Linked DNA regions of Homo sapiens: region 2 is linked to region 1. A link is a loop called in an ENCODE intact Hi-C map of the cell type or tissue named here. Cell type or tissue: CD14-positive monocyte. All regions are shown on one strand.

The links. A loop is a pair of places that touch in the nucleus more often than their neighbours do. Peaks named below come from ENCODE experiments on the same cell type or tissue, not always from the same donor. Only the 100,000 strongest peaks of a DNase experiment are listed, where the experiment ranks them.
Region 2: it touches region 1 in a loop (7-fold over the local background); 3 of 110 quality-filtered maps call a loop at or near these places.

The regions. Positions count from the first base shown.
Region 1 is chr17:45,575,292-45,580,291 of GRCh38, forward strand. No RefSeq gene overlaps it. Among named protein-coding and RNA genes, the nearest start is that of LINC02210, 43 kb to the right of the region's middle. In CD14-positive monocyte, no CTCF peak of the experiment used is centred here; no DNase peak of the experiment used is centred here; H3K27ac peaks cover 4,367 bases.
Region 2 is chr17:46,184,489-46,189,488 of GRCh38, forward strand. All of the region lies in intron 1 of KANSL1 (KAT8 regulatory NSL complex subunit 1), which reads right to left. Among named protein-coding and RNA genes, the nearest start is that of KANSL1, 6.4 kb to the right of the region's middle. In CD14-positive monocyte, a CTCF peak has its summit at 2,665 (motif pointing left); no DNase peak of the experiment used is centred here; H3K27ac peaks cover 2,881 bases.

The sequences.
Region 1 (5,000 bases):
GTGGCTACAGAGCACTTGAAATGAATGTATAACAGCTAGTGCCACTGGAGAAACTGAAGTTTTCATTTTACTTAATTTTTTTTTTAAGAGATGGGTTCTCACTCTGTCACCCAGTCTGGAGTGTGGTGGCACAGTCCATAGCTGACTAGAGCCTCAAACTCCTGGGCTCAAGCAATCCTCCCACCTCAGCCTCCCAAGCAGGTAGAACTACAGGCATGCCATCCTATGCCCAACTATTTTAATTCTTTTGTGAAGACAGGGTTTTTACAAAACCCTGTTGCTCAGGCTGGTCTTTAACTGATGCCTCAAGTGATTTCCCACCTCAGCCTCCCAAAGTATTGAGACTACAGGTGTGAGCCACCACACCTGGCCTACTTAGTTTTAATTAATTTAACTCTCCACATGTGGCTAGTAGCTACCATACTGGACAGTACAGAGGATGAAAACAACCCACAGGCTTTATTTGACTCAACATTCAGTTCCACAATTACCTGTGCTGCCTACTGCATTCAAGAGATTTAACCAGGCACTCCAGAGACTGAATGGGACTTTCCCTGCCCAAAGTAGGTTGTAATGAAGGAAGGGCCAGATCATTAAAAGGCCATTTCAGTTCCACCTCTTAACAGATATAGATATAGATAAAGGGGTTAAATAATTAAGAGGATAAAACAATCCTTCCTAAAGGTTTATGGACTTTAGGAAGGAGCCTCAAAATACATAGATGCAGAGCCTCAAAATACGTGAAGATTGCTAGAACTTCAAGGAGAAACAGACAAATCCTTCACAATAGCTGTAGACTTCAACACTTCCCTCAGTAATCAACAAAACAAGTAGAAAGTCAGACAGATCTTAATAACACTATCAACAAACTTGACGTAATTGATATTTATGCAATACTCCACCCGACAAGAGCAGAATACAAAATTCTTTTCAAGTACATATGGAATATTCACTTAGACTGACAAAATTTTGGGGTGCAAAACCTCTAAAAATGTTTTACAAAATTAAAGTCATACAAAGTATGCTCTCTGAACAAAATGAAATTAAATTAGAAACCAGTAACTGAAAGATACCTAAAAAAAAAAATCCCCAAATATTTGGCTAAAACAATTAATGCACGAGGTCCTGGAGGTTAAGGGGGTGGGAAACAAAGGAACTCAGCCCCAACTGGGGGTAAAGGGAATGGTGATCAGAGAAGGCAGGCTGGAGAGGGTGATGGATGGGTGACTAGGAGGTGGGTCTGTGAGAACTACGAAGAAATAAGTATTACTAGATCAATTTGAGATGAAGAGAAGAAATAAGGAGTGAACAAGGAAAAGAGAAATAAGGGGGATGTAAAAAGTAAAGTAGAGGTTCCTCTTCAAGACTTTCCTCTCTAATTAAGAATAAATAGTAACTTCTCTTAGAAGCAAAATTTATTCAAAGACCTGTGCTAACATTCTTAAATATCTGCTAGCCATAATAAAGAAATCAATGTACTTTATGTTCTTAGCTCCCACAATTTAGCCTAAATATTTGCCCTGGCACGCTTAGGCTGGTCCAAGCAAGCATTAGGTCATAGCCTGTTCCTCTTCCTTATTTAAAAGTGTTTTTACCTTTCTCAACATTCCACAAGTTACTTCCTCCTTCCTTTGTTCCCCTCTACCTTTGCCTCTTTTAAAAAGTTCTAAGTTACTAACCAATCGGGACAAATACAGAATGTGAGGTCCCGTTCCAGCCAAAGGAAACCGGAAACAGCAGTAAGGTAGATGCGTCAGGTTATAAATGACCCTATCTCCTTTGTTGGGTGTACTCTCATGGCAAAACTGCCCGTGAGTGTACCCTTTCTGCAGGAAGTAAAAATGGCCTTACTAAGTAAACTAAATTTATGTTCAAGTGCTGTTTCTTCACGGCACCGGGGAACAAGCATTTCAAACAGGAGATTTAGAAGTCAGTTCATCCTTGACTCCTTTCCTCCCGCTCACCACATCCCAGCCTAACCAATCTATCTCATTCAGGATTCATTCTAATGCCTGAATTATTTTCTGCCAGGTGCTGTGGCTCACACCTGTAATCCCAGCACTTTGGGAGGCCAAGGCGGGTGGATCACTTGAGGTCAGAAGTTCAAGACCAGCCTGGCCACTTGAACCGAGGAAGAGGTTGCAGTGAGCCAAGGTCATGCCACTGTACTCCAGCCTGGGCGACAGAGTGAGACTCTGTGTCAAAAAAAAAAAGAAAAGAAAAGAAATTAAAATTGAATTTGCAATAATCCAGCAAATAATCCTATTTATATACCTAAGAGAAATGAAAATATATGTATAGATAAAAACATGTACACGAATGTGCTCAGCAGCATTATTCATAATAGCCAAAAAGTGGAAACAGTTCAAATGTCCATGAACTTACGAAATGGATAAGCAAAACATGGTCTCTGGGCACAGAGGTGTGTGCCTGTAACTCTAGCTACTCTGGAGGCTGGAAGGCTGAGGCAGGAAGCCTGAGCCCAGGAGTTTCAGGTCAGCCTGGGCAACATTGCAAGACCCTGTCTCCATTTAAAAAAAAAAAAGTGGTACAGCCATACAATGAAGTGTTATTCAAATATAGTACTGATACATGCTAAGATATGCATAAACCTTAAAAACAGTAGGCTAAATGACAGAAGCCATACATTATATGATTCCACTTAATAAGAAATGTCCGTAAGAGGCAAATCAACAGCAAATGAACGTAATTACTGGCTGCCAGGGGAGAGCAGGAGGGAGGTGAAGAACAGGGAGTGACGCCATAGGCATGGGCTTCTTTTGCAGGGGCGTAAAAACAAGCTGGAATTAGGTAGTGTTAATGGTTGCACAACTCTGTCAATACACTAAAAAAAACCACTAAATTGCATACTTTACAAGGGTACATTTTACAGTATGTAAATTATATCTCCATAAAGCTGTTACCTTTTAAAAACTGAATTTTCATAAATATTGCTTGAAAATCATTCTGCAATTTAAAAGATGTTCAATAAATGTTAACTATTACTGTCGCTATTTTTAAAATGTGACACTCTCAAAATAATATTTGAATATAACTATCAAGAAAAACATAAAAATTGTAGATATATACCAGCAGACAAAACAATTGAAACATTATATTTACACGCATTTTAATTCTTTCTATATGGTCACTTTCGATCTTTTAAAGTGTATTTTAATGTATAATTTTTTTTTAAGTTAAGAAACATGCTGCCTCCTGATGCTTATGTTAAAGAACCAAAAGCATGAAAAAAACTAGAGGCCGGGTGTGTTGGCTCAGGCCTGTAATCCCAGCACTTTGGGAAGCCGAGGCAGGTGGATCACGAGGTCAGGAGTTCAAGACCAGCCTGGCCAACACAGTAAAACCCTGTCTCTATTAAAAAGTACAAACATTAGCCGGGTGTGGTGGTGGGCGCCTGTAGTCCCAGCCACTCAGAAGGCTGAGGCAGGAGAATAGCTTGAACCCAGGAGGTGGAGGTTGCAGTGAGCTGAGATTGTGTCACTGCACTCTAGCCTGGGCGACAGAGTGAGACTCCATCTCAAAAGAAAAAAAAAATAGAATAATTAGTGTCAGTGTTAAGCTAGTGCTGAGATCATAACCACTGTCAACAGGCACTCAAAGAGAAGGAAGAACAAGGTGCGCAACAGGACTCAAGGAAGATCTCCCAGGAAGAGGGATTCGAGCCTGGCTAAGGAGCAGGAAGGGAAAAGGGCATCAGCTAGGATTTGTTCCTGTGTCACCCAGATTACCACTTGCTCACCATGACTACCACTCTCTCACCCCCATGTCTCCATCATTAAGGGTCTTTAGTCAAAGGGAAGACACAGGGTCTTGAGGACTGAGGAAAGGAGGACCTAACAGAAGAGACCAGAGCTCCTGGTCTTAACATCCCCAGTCCTGTTATATGCATGTTTCAACACAAACTTCCAAACATGCCCATGGGTGAGCAGAATTGAACAGCACGAACTGTATGCAAGACTATTTATCACTGCGTAACTAGGACATGCCTCTCCACTACTCACAAATCATGTTGCCCAACTTTTTCAAAACCCTTTTGGCTCTCACTTTAATTATCATGTTTAATCTCTTGAGGTACTGATACCTGAAAACAGATGTCATTAATTTCCCTTATAATCTTGACCTCCCTATTGTTACTGAAAGTACTACCATTCTTAGGGAGGTGTAGGTGATGCATTCCTCTCTCTACATTCTATGTGTCAAGGCCAGAAGAACTCTAGAGTACCTCCTGGACTGATCTTCCATTTAGGACTACAAAACCCACCAGCTATCTTGTCCTTGTCAATCCATCCTGCAGAACAGAAGCTATGCTTCAAGATCTTCTGATCATCCCAATACCCAAAATTAAACAGATTCGAAACAGATTTGAGAGAGAGGGCTACACCAGTGGTTCAACAGCATCTCTGTAATTTGATGTGGTTCTGTTTCATGTTTATGCATGGTGCTGCTGGGAATACAGCATATCTTCTCGGGGTGTCAGGAGTGAAAAAGGCCTGAGGATCACGATCCAGCCCAATCCCTATTCTACAGAAGAGGGGGAAAGTACAGTTGCTATAGCCTGATCCTCTAAGTACTGCCCAACACAACATACAAGGGAGTTTTGATTAATTTCCTATTCACACACTCAGGCTCTTGTTACACCGAGTTACTTGAGACTGCCCACACTTTACTATCAGTGCCTGCCGCTCCCTCCCGCTCTCTCCCCCTCCCTCCCTCAATCTGCCTGTCCTTACTCTCCACATGCCCATCCAGGAAGCCTACACCCACACCAATCCCCTTAAACAGGGTATATAATCTCACCCTCCTTTAAATGCCCACTGCACTTTGTACCTCACTTGTAACGATCAGAAATTATACTGAAAAGATATTAAGTTGACACTGGTGGGAATAATATTGTCAAACCAGTGACAAATTCTGTTTGAGGTAAATCTATGGTTCATTGATGGCATCTCTGCCACTGATCTCCACTGTCACAATCCTTA
Region 2 (5,000 bases), 610 kb after region 1:
CCATTTAAAATCTTTCACTGACTCTAGAGTAAGGATGAGTCCAAATTCCCCACACACCATTATCTGTCCCCTTTTTACATTAGACCTCATCTCCAGCCTGTCCTCACTGCAGCCACCTGAAACATATGTTTCCTGGCTCTTCTATGCCCCTGCACCTTTACTCATGCTACTCTTTCACGGTTCAGCTCAAGGTTACATGCTCTTTCAAGTATTCCCCATTACTCCCAGGTTGAGGTGGGGTCCCTCCCTCTAGGCTCTTACCTGCACCCCCATGACACCCTGGCTATTGCTCATGGTACAATATAAACTCACAATTTTGTCTTGTCTCTTTCTTCCCCAGAGTATGTACTTTTTTTTTTTTTTTTTTTTGAAACAGAGCCTCTCATTGTCACCCGGGCTGGAGTGCAGCGGCACAATATTGGCTCACTGCAACCTCCACCTCCTGAGTTCAAGCGTTTCTCCTGCCTCAGCCTCCTGAGTAGCTGGGATTACAGGCACCCGCCACCACATCTAGCTAATTTTTTGTCTTTTTTAGTAGAGACAGGGTTCCACCATGTTGGCCTGGCCTGACCTCGTGATTCGCCAGCCTCGGCCTCCCAAAGTGCTGAGATTACAGGCATGAGCCGCCACGCCTGGCCAACTATGTACTTCTTAAAAAAGGAGGGTTATAGCTTGTTTTATCTCTGTCCCCTACAAGCAGCACAATGCCTGGCAGACAGCAGACCAACACACGTTAAGCAACCTGAGCATTCTATGCTAAACCCATCAGATGAAGATCCATTAGGACGTTAATGGGGATGTCTGAAGTGATCAACCACCTAACAAGAAGAGGCATCAACTGAACCTAGGATAGGCTTCACCCACTACAAGTTCCAGTTATTTACTTGACCAAGCACCTGTACCCAGACTAGGAAACTTTTTAACTACACTTTTTAAGCTATTATTAAATGTGGTTACACAGCATTATAAAGGTAATAGCCATCAAAATCACAAATGTAATTGCTCAAACTTTTACCCAGCAACTGCACTTCTAGAAATCTATTCAACAGAAATATTCTCATAGGTACTCAAAGATGTATACACAATGCTTTCACTGAAGAACTGGAATACAAAAAAAAAACCCTAATTAAAAAGATCAAGCCATATAACAAGTATGATCCCATTAAACATATATATATACACATATATATACACACACATATATACACACACACACACACACACACACACACACACACACACACACGGATAGGCTAGGCCCCATGGCTCATGCCTGTAATACCAGCTACTCTAGAAGTCAAGGTGGGAGGACTGCTTGAGCCCAGGAATTCAAGACCAGCCTAGACAACATAGCAAGATACCATCTCAAGAAAACTTTTTTTTCTGAAGGATGTCTATATATCAAACTATTAATGGTGTTAATCCTACTTCTATGCTAGCACTGAATTCAAATTTCCTACCACTCTTTAGCTGACAAAAGACAGAGGAAAAAAAAATCATACTTTTTATCATATCTCTTTCCAACAAGCCCTAATGGTTGGTGTAAGTGCTCCTGAACAATCCTAAAATCAGCGACTTCTGGAAGATTTTAAGAATTCTAAAGGAGGCCGGGCGCGGTGGCTCATGCCTGTAATACCAGCACTTTGGGAGGCCGAGACGGGTGGATCACAAGGTCAGGAGATCGAGACCATCCTGGCTAACACAGTGAAACCCCGTCTCTACTAAAATGCAAAAAAAAAAAAAAATTAGCTGAGCATGATGGCGGGCACCTGTAGTTCCAGCTACTCGGGAGGCTGAGGCAGGAGAATGGCATGAACCCAGGAGGCAGAGCTTGCAGTGAGCTGAGATCCCGCCACTGCACCTCCAGCCTGGGGCACAGAGCGAGACTGTGTCTCAAAAAAAAAAAAAAAGAATTCTAAAGGAAACAGGTTATTCTGGGAGGGTCCATGGCCAAATTCCTGAGTTCCCACTGAAACCTACCTTATACCTTTAGAGAAAAGTCAATTAATGACTTTTAAAAGTACATTTTTCCAATGCCAATAAAATGTTAAGTCAATACTAATATCCATTTTTCATTCTCTTGGGAGGCAAGGGGTAAGGAGTAAATCACTAAGTGCAAAAAAATACAGTCCAATTTTTTGGAGACATGCTTAAGGTCTTCAAAGAGCTTCAGTTCTCCATGGTAACATATGGAGAGTTTAATGAAACTTTCCTGACAGTTCAACTTATCAGACTGGTATTTCTTTTTTCTTTTTTTTGAGACGAAGTCTCTCTCTGTCGCCCAGGCTGGAGTGCAGTGGTGCGATCTCGGCTCACTACAACCTCCGCCTCCAGGTTCAAGCAATTCTCCTGCCTCAGCCTCTTGAGTAGCTGGGACTACAGGCATGCGCCACCATGTCCAGCTAATTTTTGCTGTTTTTTTTTTTAGTAGAGACAGGGTTTCACCATGTTAAGCCAGGCTGGTCTCAAACTCCTGACCTCAGGTGATCCGCCTCGGCCTCCCAAGGTGCTGGGATTACAGGCATGAGCCACCACACCCAGCCCAGGCTGGTATTTCTATGAAGTGTCTCTCCTATACTAGAAACCAGAAACTAGCTACAGTACTTAGCTTTGAGCCTCTTTCCCTTCACACCCTCTGGTGGAGGTGCTAACAAACAGTCACAAAGGCCAAATAACAAGCAGCAAGAGGAAAGTCTAGATATGAGTTCTTAGCAATTTTTGGTTTAACATCCTAACAACAAAATTGTTATTCCTCTTTTTTATTCCCTAATACTTACCTTCCAACTGAATTTAACCAAGTCTAACCTTAAGCTCTCCCCTTTTTAAAAAGGAATTAAAAGGTGAGGGACTCCATTAAGTTTGATGTCACTCAAGCAACTTTTTCCAAATAAGAGCAGAATCTGCTGTAATTAAAATTCAGAGTAAGATCTCATTTTGGATTCCTGGTTCAGGTTACAAGAACCAGAGTTTTTAAAATAACATTTAGATAAAACTGCACTCAATCTACCTCCACTTTGCATTTCCTGACCCTCAAAATCTTGGAAAGAAACTTTAATTCTAAAAAAATTACAGCCAGGAAAAAAAAGGGTAAGTTCACAGTCAGCAACAATAAAATACACAGCTAAATAATTTCCTGGTAGAGGGCTTTCAAATGTTAACACTGTGGAAGCAGCTTAAAATCTTGGAAAAGCAAGGCTTGCAGAAAGTAACATTTATTAAACAACTATTTTGCCGCATTGTGCTACTAAATGGGGAAGGTCTACTCTATTTAAAAGGTCTCTTCCACCTTAAAGGGACTCTTTGCATAAAGGTTTAAAATCTTCATATAAAATGTTTGATTTTTTTCTTTCAGACTGCCCAAACTCATTTGTTTTTGATTCATAAACATGAGCTGTGTTTTCTACTTTGGTCAAGTCAGTTTCCGCACTCTATTTTAGCTTTACCTTTATTCTACCAAAGACAAGAAAATGCTTAATAAAAAAAAATATATATTGCAGCTCTTTTTGGAGTCCAAGTATTTTGGTAAATCACACCTTTTGGCTTATTTTCTCCTATGTATTTTGTTCTACATCCTAAAAGGCACATGGCTTAAAAAAGAAACAAATAATAATAGTTACCCCCTGCCATACTAGTCATCTCCTATGACCCACAATCCTCCCCTCAATCTGCAAGTGACACCCAAGGATATCACTTACCTCCTATATCTTCTGATAGCCTTCAAACGCTGGTGAACTCTAGTACAGTGGATATTTGTCTTTTCTAATTCATACTGTCTTCTACAGCCATAGTGTGGTTCAACTGAGTTTTGATCTCACATTTCAGGGAATGGGAAGTACTGATGAGGGAAACTTATCTTGTCATATAAACTATTGTTCTGCACAACTTTTAGTATGCCCAGAGGTATATACGCAACTTATCAGCATAGAAACTGTAATTTAAACATACATCTTCAGAAGCAACATGAGAACTAAAAAAGTCTTAAAACAGACTTCCAAGAAACAGTTATGAAGTCCAATTTTAGGAAAAAGACATGATCCAAGTGTTCTTTGCACTGACACAGTAGGCAAGCCAGGTGTCTGGGGCCATTTTACTTAAGAACCTGCCCTGTACTCCTTTCTTAAGGTAAGTAAGTAAAGAGGCACTAAGGTAAAATACGCTTCCCAAGACATAGACTAATCAAATCACTCAAGGCAGGAACATTTAAAATGAAGAAAGAGTACAACGAAAGCTGCTTTAAAACTCTAAATAAGACAAGCAAGGGGCCAGGCCCGGTGGCTCACGCTTATAATCCTAGCACTTTGGGAGGCTGAGGTGGGTGGATCACCTGAGGTCCGGAGTTCAACACCAGCCTGGCCAACATGGCAAAACCCCATCTATACTAAAAATAGAAAAAAATTAGCCAGGCGTGGTGGTGGGCACCTGTAATGCCAGCTACGCAGGAGGCTGAGGTAGGAGAATCGCTAGAACCCTAGGGGTGGAGGTTGCAGTGAGCCAAGATCGCGCCACTGCACTCCAGCCTGGGCAACAGAGCAAAGATTGTCTCAAAAAAAAAAAAAAAAAAAAAAAAAAAAAAAAAAAGACAAGCAAGGTTATATGCTCCCGTTGCTCAACCTACTCAGGAGGCTAAGGCAGGAAGATCACTTGAGCCCCGGAGTTCAGGCACTCTAAACTGTAGCGCACAATGATTACATCTGTGCACGCCAACCTGGGAATCACAGCGAGACCCCGAGACCTCGTCTCTAAAATGAAAAAGAAACAAAATCTCTAAACCACTCAATAAGATTTACTCTGGGGCAATCAACAGACAACCACTTATTCAGTTTACCCTAGTCCCTCCCCTCTAAACTCAAGGAATGGAACGGAGAGGTCCTTTGTTGGGGGGTGGAGAGGGACAATAAAACTATATACATCTATCTAGCAAGAAAGTCGCTTATTTCTGTGTCTTAATGGACTCACCAAGAAGAAAAAAATAGCCCCTACCCATCTCCCCACAAGCTGAA